2 separate regions of the Mus musculus genome follow, and region 2 is linked to region 1. Evidence: chromatin loops called from intact Hi-C (ENCODE). Cell type or tissue: left cerebral cortex. All regions are shown on one strand. Each heading gives the region's core, and the rest is flanking DNA. Links, peaks and the distances in the headings are about the cores only.

Region 1 (5,404 bases), core at 243-5,242:
CTTATGATTTTAATCTAAAAGGGACGGCCCACCACACCCCTTTCCAACAAAAAATGAACAATGCCTGCAACAAAGAAACCAACAGCAGCAACTCAGAAGTGAGTGCCCTTGAATGCATTACCTCTGAGGATGAGTCTGATGACCTCTACCTGCCTCCTTACAAGTGCTTGCAAGACTACACAGAGTCAGACAGAGCAGTTACCAGGCCCCTGTCTAAAAGAAGACTTCGGTACCCAGATGAAAAAGAGATGAAGGAGGTGCTGCCATCTACAGCTCCTACTGATATCCCACCTGAGACTCAAGAGTCACCTCATTGTAGCCTAAAGGATGTCACCAATATCCTGCAGCGTCCTAGAGTGAAAATCAGGAAGCTTTCTCCGCCTCCAAAACGGCATGAAGATGGCCCAGCAGTGTCTCTGACTAAACGCAGGTGTAGCACCATCAAAAGCTATAAAGAGCCAACACTCACTTCAAAGCTAAGAAGAGGAGACCCTTTCACGGACTTGTGTTTCTTGAATTCTCCTGTTTTCAAGCAGAAAAAGGGTATGAGATGTCCTAAAAGAACAAAGCAAACACAGTAACTCATTTGATTAGCTACTGTTCAAGGTGATCCTTCTTTTTTACCTAATAAAATACTATGACACAGTGCACAATAGGTAGAACCTCTACCAGGCTCTGATCAGGAGGGTCTCTTGGACATATACTTTGTATGGATTATTACCAACATCTAAAACTTCTCCAGCATCCTTATTTTTTCCTTAAGCAGGAGAATTGCAGAATAGAAAACTTTCAGCGTAGAAAACTTACATAGGATGTAGATCTTTCATAAATCCTTACCATCACAGTAAGACATAAGTGGGTGAGGATCCCTTCTGTCATTGATTCTTTCTGTAAAATGTGTATTGAATGGTGATTAAGCAAATTAATGAATTGGTTTCTGGAACAAGGTAACTGTTGTGAACTGTGAGTACAATGCTGTTCCTCAGCAGAATAATAGCACTGTCATGGACCTCAGGCTAGCCCTTTGTGTGGTCAGTCTACCGTGTAAAGATGTGAATAAAGAGGCTTCTGGTTTTGATATGTGAACAAAATAAAAGTATCCAGTTCAGAAAAAGAAAAGAAAACTGAATTGTCTAATATCAAAATTAATATTTAATGATACTACAATGTAAACACACACAAATACAAAGAAAGTTAGATGCATACTATAGTGTATCTTTAATGATATACTAAGGGCTCCAGAATTTGTTTCAAGAGATAGTGGATAGGGGTATTTTCAAAGGGATGTGTTAAAAAAAATGGTTCCACAAACCTACATGAGATAGATTAGAAAAAGAAGTTTGGAAAACAAGAAAAATATAGCATCCCCACAGATGTCCCATTACAGCTCTATAGAGTACTTAATCATACAAAACCCTTTGTATGCTTTTCATATACTGAGCTAACTTGAGATGAATGGCAAGATTCACAGATAATTCATTTTTTAATCCCCTGAGTCATTTAGCACAGTGCTTTGCACATAGTAAGTACTCAATAATATGTGAATCATGAACAAAAACTTTCTAAATTCTCCCTGCTTCTCCTCAACCAAAATAATACCCTCTCCATAGTATTTTCTTCAAAAACCTAACAGACCAAACTTCAAATCTTAGCTTAATAACTACTGATTATAATACCTTTGTCTCCCACCTTAAAATGTGAATCCCTTCAGGGCAGTAAAGCTCAGGTGTGTACTTTTGAACCCTAAAAGAAAAGGAAAATTGCCGGGCCCTTACTTCAAAATTATTAGGAATTTTAAGACAATGGTGGAGTGTGAGAATGCTTCCGAGTTGCAGGACCTGTATGTGTGAATCTTAACTTCAGGAGCTGGCTTTGAGGGCAATGTTTCTGTGTTATATATTGTTTTGCCCATGATTCTTATCATGGGAATCTTGTAGAGATGTTGATTAAATGTACTGAGCAAACAATGAAGGTCAGGAGAGTTGCATAAAATGGGAAAGTTTACTTGGGCAAAATCTAACATAAGTGAAGTCTATTGCATAGTTAGATAGCCTCCTGAGGACACAGCCAGGAGTGAGTGTCATCTGCTGTCATTTTACCCTTCTCCTGTCTGGGCATCTTACCCTGACCATCTGTATTGCAAAATTTATATGTAAGAGCACCTCATCCAAAAGCATTGTTTTGTTCTGTGATGACTCACACTTTAGGAGACTCTGGCTTTGGTTTCCTTCTTTATTTTTTCCCTGATGTAATGGCAATGGTTTAATATGTATGAAGTGAACAGCTGAAGGGATTTTTATAGACAGAAACAATGTATTGACTAATAACATAAGACAGTAGGGGTTGGTACTCATAAAGCAAACAAGGTTGCGTTATTTGAAAACATGTTGCAGACCAATTCTAGTTAAATGTTTGAAAAATGTAGAAGGGCAGAAAAGTATATATTGATCACCCTCTCTGAAGGACAGCACAGAGCTCTGAGATGAGCTATAACCATGAAGAATCATTTTATCTACTACACAGACAAGCAATTTATTGACTTTCTTTTTTTTTTATCACACTTGAGTATCCTACCCACAAAACACAAATATTTATCTTAATATCTGAAAATGCCTCTCTGCGACACTAAGGAAAAGAAGCTACTTAAAAGGCATCAGTCCTCCGCCCATCTTCCTCATTTTATCCAAGTTGCTGCAGCAGTTGCTCTGGAGCCACAGGCAATGCTTAGCAATTGTAATGGTGACCCCCAGTGGCAACAGCTTGCAAATGAAAGCCTTGCTGTTTCTCTACCAAGGATGTCAACTTTATTAAAATGCTTTCTTTATAAAGGATACTGGCGATTTTGTTGAACTGTAATAAAAATGAACCACATGTTTGCTGAAAAAAAAATCAATACTTTCTCCTCCACTTTATTGTCACCAGTTAAATACACGAGTTTTCCTTTCAAAAGATACCCTTTTGAAGTAAAAAGCATAGTCTCCAGGAAGTCTGCTAAACACCAATGTCATCGCATTTTTCTTTTCTCCAAAGAGAGGTTTTTTTTAAAAAGCCGTGTCCACCTGTACCCTGAATATCTGTTAGGTTTCTGAAAATCTGCCTCATAGAGAATTTAATAGGCAGTCACGTATGTAAGTATCATTGAACTCTGGAATGATCACTGTCATCCACCTGAACTCTGGAAAGATGTGTGGTCAATACTTTAAAAATTTTAAGGATATTGGCCTTCCCACCAGAAACTCACATTCAAACAGAAGACCAAATAAAGCCCCAATTCAATAGTAGCAAATACAATAATAGCAATTTGGACAGTAACTCAAAATAATGAAGTGTAGGGTCCTATACCATAACCAATTTTCACAACATGAAACTTTTATTTGGTAATAAATAAGGTGATGAAGGGAAAATATACTATTATATACTATTAGTACATTAAGGCCTTGAAGGCTCAGTTTCATATACAGGCTCTTCCTACAAATATCCTTACTTTGACACCAACTGCTGATATGGAAGAGAAGTAATTTGTAGATCAGGATAAACTGTAGCCCCCAACTTTACTACAAATCAGAATCACCAGGCCTGCTTCCCAGACTAATGGTATCATAATTGTTAGATCATAATGCACCGGCATCATTATTTTTCAAGGCTCCATTATTCTAAGCAATTCTCATGAAGAACTGTGCTTAACTGACTTTCTTAGTGCAAAGATAGATTAGCATATCATTTACCTAACATATTATTTACATAACTTAAGAATGTGTGTGTGCTATCTGCAAATACTCGATTATAGCACTATGTGGAAAGCTTTTTTAATCCTAGTACACCAGATTACTTTTAACAGATTTTCTCTAGACAGTTCCTCCATACCACAAGTGGTTTTAAAAACTTCCCCAGATGATATCAAAATGAAGTCAAGGTTGAACAACATTGCACACTCCAATCCTGAGAATAAACAATTAAAAAAAAAAAACTAACCTGACACAACAAAATCATTTTAATGTGCAACATATTCTTCTTTTTAAAATAAACTTTGAGGCTATGCAAAGATGTCTCCAAATGACTCAAAATACAGAAAAACTGAAAGTAAACACAGAAAGGTACTTTCTAGACATGTAATTTAGTCATCCTAGACAGGAGGAAAACAAATTAAAAACATAAATAAACAATGTTCTCCGATGCTCACATCCAGTGTTTCTAAGCCAGGACTAGGGTCTGGAAAGATACAAGGGGAAAGTGGGTATTACAGAAACTCATAATGAATCATAAGATAATGATACATAAACAAGAAATATCAAAAATGGGCACACACAACTCTGACAAAGAGAGTGCTTACTGGGGAACTTAAAATATACTGTACACTGTACATATATACTGTAATTGCCTCGGAAGGTCTTTAACCTTGCCATCATTTAAGATCCAACAACAAGGCTTTTTAATATAACTGATTAAAAGGATAAATTTAGAAGGTGAGTTGAATGTGCATCCAGCATTGAGAACCATTGACCCCACGGAAATCAGAAATATCAGTGTACAAAAACAACATAAGAAACTATGGTCCTGAGAGATACAAGGGGAAAGTGGGTATTACAGAAACTCATAATGAATCATAAAGTAATGGCACATAAACAGGAAACACCAAACAAGGGGACAAATAAAGTGCTTACCAAGGAACTTAAAATATCCTGGTTCTAGTAGCAAAGCAACTTCTCAAATAAGATTTGTTCATCTTAATTTAGCTGGGAATTTTCATGGCATTCTCTTTCTTATCCATCAAGGCAAACTTTATGTGCTGAATGGATCACAGATGAGGAAGCTTATGAAAACACTGAGCATTCCAGTGCCTAGACAATAATTTCTCATGGGACCTTAATCAGTTGGCATCCTGGTGTCTGTCTCAATCGTGTGCATATTTACTAAAAAAAAAAAAATGTTAACAAGGTCACAGCTAGCCTCCTAGACACATTGCCAATTTTATTTGTGAATTCCTATATTTATAGTTCAAAATCATAAATAAGAAATTACATACAACATATTGATTTTTAAAATATGTTAAATTTCAAGCACTTTCTTAAATTCTATTTTACTTTCATCATATATGCAAATGAATGTTTCATGCAACTGATAATCCTTACTCTTAATTTTTCTGCAATATGTTTCCCACATTCATATGAACTTTTACAATTTCAGACAGCAGCAGTGACAAATTACACAAGACTTGCACAAGACTAGGCCCATCAACATTCCCTAATGGACAGGCTCATGAAGCCTCACCCTTCCCAGAGGAGCTATGTACAGTTAAAGGTTGCAGAGGGAGAGGGCGTCTTATTCCACAGTGGAGTAGATGCTGATGTATTGCTTACACACAAGCACATAATCCCCTACCTATGTTCACGCAGCCAACCCTAAC
Region 2 (5,404 bases), core at 226-5,225, 91 kb before region 1:
TGAAAATAAATACTACTTGACATAGGTTATGTCTGAGGAAGAAACTAAATAGTTATAGCATAAAATACACATAGAGGAAATAAAATTTAAAAGCATATGTTCAAATTGTTTAAATGAAAATATAATGAGTAGACAATACAAGTCTAAGAGCATATGGGAAAGATAGATGCATAAAAAGGGGCATAAACTTGATAATTTGGCAATCAGGTTTCAAAAAATGATCTAATTATTCCAATCAAAAGACACATATTATTAGAATAGATTAAAATGCAACCAGCAGTGCTGCACTTTCTATAAAAATCAACTTTTAAACACAGATATTTAAGTGAATTTTTTTAAACGTCATACAAGTATAGGTACAGAGCTACCCAGAAAATGTAAACATAATCCTTCCAACGATTTGTAAGTACATAAAAGCTTTATTCATTTTTCAATGCATTCTTTCTAAAGATATATTTCTTCATGTTTCCCCTCTATCAACTCACTCCACATTCTCCCCACAGCCTTACCTATCCAACTTTGTTTTCCTTGTCTCTGTGTGTGTGTTTGTGTCTTTCTCAAAACAACAAAACACAAAAAATCAAAACAAACAAAAGAGCAACAACACAAAACCCACCAAAACCACACAAGACAAAGCAAAAAAGTCTACACCCACACCCACCCATAACATATAAGCAAGCAAAAACAAAACAAGCAAACAAATAAAAATCCTACTGAATTTATGTTGTGTTGGCCAACTACTGCTGGACGTAGGACTACAGTGGAGTGTGGTTATGTATCCAGTGATACCCCATTGGAGATAAATGAGTTTCCCTTTGTCAGCAGATGTTAATTGCAAATTAGAAGCTTCATTCATTTTTTTTCTTTTTTCCCCATTTTTATTGGTTATTTTATTTATTTACATTTCAAATCTTATCCCCTTTCCCAATTTCCCCTCTGAAAACCCCCTATCCCCTCCCCCTGCCTCTATGGGAATGTTCCCCCACCTGCCCACCCACTCCTGCCTCAGCACCCTAGTGTTTCCCTACTCTGGGTCATTGAGCCTCCACAGGACCAAGGTACTCCCCTCCCAGTGATGCCTAATAAGGTCATCCTTCATTTATAATGATCAAAACTATGATAGTGGGTATTTTATCAACAATTGAATGTAGAGCTTGTAATATGTCTACATGATGGAGTCTACTAACAAAGTGAACTATGGATACATGATTGTCATTCTTACACTGAGGAAAAAAATTTAAACAATGAAGAGGACCCACCATATGACTAAAGTGACACAAGATGCTATGAAGGTGTCTTTAAGTTTTCATTTATTAAATTGATTTCACAGCTCCAAATGGATCACTGATTATTACAGTTGCCCCACAAGGCTTATAGATCATCATGAAAGAGGGACTAAAAGTTTGTAAGACCCAGAGTTAATGAAGGACTTCTGCATAGTCGTGTTTCCTGGACATGACATGCCCATTATATGCATGCGCTTAGAGTGGCTTGACTACATACACAAGACCTGTGCAAAATTCATACTGGACAAAATCTCAGCATGGAATGAGGAAGGGCTCATGAAGTCCCACCCCCTAAATGGAAGCTATTGGTAATTAATGACTGGGAAGAAGAATTAGTTTTCTTCAGGGATTTAGCCCATCTGTGACTACTACCTGTACTCCAGTAGATGGCTCTACACCCATGCACATACTGGGAGCACTAAATGAACTCAGTGGGTTTTAAGAAAAGAATATACGAAGTTGGGGGAGAAAAGTGGTGGGCATAGATATGGAAAGAATTACGTGAGAGGCAGTACAGGGTGGATTTGGTCAAAACACATTATATCATATATGAAATTCCCAAGTAATAAATTAAGAGTAAATACTTCCTAAGCTACGTGCCATCATAAAACTGTTTGTCTCTCTATTCTCATTCATTTATTTCAGACTCTAACTTTCCTAAACTCCTAGCAACAGCCAAAAATAAAAAGTTCTTTGATTTGCAGAAGTCTACCCTGAAATGCCCTTTCCTCTTGGTGTACTTGAAAACTCAGGACTTTGCTCAAGTAAAATACAATCATTTTATTGAAAAATATCGAGATTGAGGCAATTATTCTGCCGTATTTTTCATTCTGTCACATAGAAAAAAAAATCAACTGATGATCTTTAATCTAAAATCTGCATTGTAATCTTAGTGTACAAATTCCTCCTTTACATGAAAATTTAAAGGGCCAAACCAAGCAAGATACATAACAAGTACTTAAGAAATATGGGGCACATTATAAAGGTTCATTTTCATGCCTTATCCCAGCTTTCATTACAACCTAATATAATTACTTCCAATATTTACCAGAGTGTTGGATAAATACAAATATAGTTGGCTATATTGAAATGAATGGACACTGGTATTCAAGAAGGCTTGATGACTAGATTTTAATTAAAATTTGCTTACAGTTTTCACTTCTTTCCTTAATTTTAGGAAGTCCTGAATTCCCTTCATTCAATTTATGGCCTCAAGTTATCTAGTAGAAAAAATATTTGGGAAAGTTGATTAATATATTACATAAAAAATATGTATAACTGATATTTATATCAGATATCTTCATATATGTCTTTATAACATGTTGCTAGTATAATAAAATGAGTATAATATTTTTTAGTTCAAAATAATACAGAGGATAGTATTTATTGTCTTTCCTTGAGGTCTAAAGTGTGATATTTTATATGGATAAGCCACTCTTCATTTACAGATGTTGGCCAGGTTCTTATCTTTACACAACATAAAATATTCAGATTTCTCTAGCTTCTGAAGAATGACTAAAACCATTAGACTTTTTTTCCCCAGCACCTCCATGCTAATGTCAACAACCTTCTCTTTTCATTCCGCCATCATCTTTAAAAGCAGCCTATTTTGATTGTGATAAAACACCAAATCGCTGTATTCAAAGCTGACACCCTAAAATGGTGGCAAAAACATCTGGTGGGTGCGGAATGGCGTCGTCATTCTGTGTGGGACGTGGCAGTTGTAAGGGAGAGGCAAAACGACAGCTGTGAGGAGGTTCTGAGCAGTTCCTATTTTCAGGATGTGCTGAACTCATAATTCAGGCCTAATGAATGTGTCTTTCAAATGTAACAGCCTGTTTAGATTCCTTCTTCCGCTATGGAAAAAGAACTGAATACAAAAATGGTAATGATTTCATGTAAAATTCATAAATAAAATGCAAAGACAAGGGAAATGGTTTGTCCCAGTGCTACACAATGAACTGTCATGCAATGTGAAGGATACATAAATGGAGCTGTTATTAAAGTCTTAACTGCAGTTCATTATATTTCAGATAGAATACAAGTAGAGCCAAAATATTTGTTAAGACCCTCTGACTCTATGCTGCACAATAAACATATATGCCCTATTCTTCCTACAAAATAACTGGAGTGATGTAATCATCTGTGTGAGAATCAGAGGCCAGTAATCAATGTTCCTGTTGGAAGGCAGGATGGAGACAGCACTACTAAAATGTTTACTTGGGCAAAACTTTTTGGGCTTGGATCATCAACAAACATATGCACATCATAAGTCAGATGCCTAAATTGTTTCTCTGATACCTGCTAGTGCTTTAAGTATTATTAGTACTTTAGATTTTGGAGGGGGATTATTTTGGTCTTGATTTCACTATGTAGCTGAGCATGACCTTGATTTCTGTTCCTCTTGCCTCCCATTTCCCAAGTACTATGATGGTTTTGAACTCTGCCTCCTCCTACCTTCTGGCTCACAAGTGCTAAGATTGCAGGAAATGCAGAAGCAGACCCAGCTTACTCCAAGATGTTGGGTGATAAGTTTGAGCAAGCAAAAACAAAGAAAACATATTTAAAAATTCAGCAAGTTCTTACAAGTTGAACCATCTAACTTGATAGAAATAGATAGTGATTTAAAGGTACAAATATAGACATAAAGAGAGTCAAATAGATAGAATCCTCATATGTATTTTTGTTTATTCTAATATTTCATGCAAATAAGATTAAGAAAAAGTAGGTGAAGAACATAGTGACAAGAAAGTTGATCATTTGAATTTTAAATCACAAAATGAAGCAATCTTTGACCTTTCTCATTTCTTGAAAATGAAAATTAGACAGACCAAGGCAATATACAGCACCTGTCTGGATATTGTCATAGAATTGCTGAATTATATACTATTTTTTATATTACAGCAGGCATTATCAATGAGAAAAAGTCATTTTCAGATGCAAATAACAGAATAAACACATTTATGCAAAGTAGAACATAACTTTATTCAAGGTAATGAAATCAAGATAGCTAACAAGCTCCATACAAAATTTGTTACTTTAAAATCCACATATTCAGAATGTTGTCTAGTTTAATAAAAATTTATACACCCACAGCAAAATTAATCCTAAAGTATGTCTTTTTTCCTCCAATTTCGAGTGAGCAAATATGACAGGAAAGTCAATGGTGAAAGGGAAATAGGTGACCTGACATAAAGCAAATGTTGATATATGGTTAAAAGTAGTCCTCCTTAGAAAAAGAACAGTAATTCAGTCCTAATGGCAGGGTCACGGATATTTACACTGTAGTGAATTGTTGCCACAAAGAAATCCTTCAGTAAATTAGCTTCTTCCTGAATGCTCCAATCCCTTCCAAACACATACAAACTAATAAATTGCTACAGGAATTCAGGAAAGTCATTTTTAGGACTTGGAGTTAATACACTCCTCTTATAGAACCAGTCTTTTATATTGACAATTTACCATAGGTGCTGAAAAAACTAATTATAAAATTTTCAATGAAGGTTTTAAACAGCTTTAGGACTCAAGAGCTAAACAATGACAATAGTCAAGATGTGTGTATTTTAACATGGCTCCCAAAATATAGCTTCTAAATGTTGCTTTTGATTTAAAACTTCTATGGAGTCCTTGGAGAAATGGCTGTGCCAGACATCAAGGAAGCTAGCTATTATGCAACAGTCAATAATGGAAAAAATTTTACACTGAGGTATTAAAGGGGTGAAATGATGCAAGGGCTGAAACTTAAAGTAGCAAAGAAAAGGAGGGAATATATAAAAGTAGACAACAAGTAGGACCTGGTTAAGCCATAGACTGGATTTTTATTACATTATTTTCTCTCCTTTTGAGAAGGCTTTAAAAATTCTACAACAAATATTTTTAAAAACTATTTTTTAAAATTATTATGATATTTACTTATATATCTACAATAAAATCATAATAAAACAAGCAAACAACAACAAGCCAAATATAATCTTATCCAAGTAGATCAAATGAAAATAATAAAATATCTTAAGTACCTAAGACTCATTTAAAAATTTGTCTTCTGTTTCATTATATGTTCACTAATCTTAATGAGTTCTTATCTGCTTTATATAGAGAGAAGGTTAAATATTTTATAT

Evidence for each region. Hi-C counts contacts between places; a loop is a spot of excess contacts. Peaks named below come from ENCODE experiments on the same cell type or tissue, not always from the same donor. Only the 100,000 strongest peaks of a DNase experiment are listed, where the experiment ranks them.
Region 2: it touches region 1 in a loop (2.1-fold over the local background); 2 of 42 quality-filtered maps call a loop at or near these places.

The regions. Positions count from the first base shown.
Region 1 is chrX:92,594,788-92,600,191 of GRCm38, forward strand. It overlaps Mageb18 (melanoma antigen family B, 18), which reads right to left and starts at 4,785. Exons shown (of 5, transcript NM_173783.3): 1 at 4,662-4,785. It also overlaps the pseudogene Gm6982. In left cerebral cortex, for the core only: a CTCF peak has its summit at 2,759 (motif pointing left); a DNase peak (open chromatin) is centred at 2,723.
Region 2 is chrX:92,503,486-92,508,889 of GRCm38, forward strand. The region is part of intron 3 of Mageb18 (melanoma antigen family B, 18); the gene reads right to left. Among named protein-coding and RNA genes, the nearest start is that of Gm5941, 16 kb to the left of the region's middle. In left cerebral cortex, for the core only: no CTCF peak of the experiment used is centred there; a DNase peak (open chromatin) is centred at 3,006.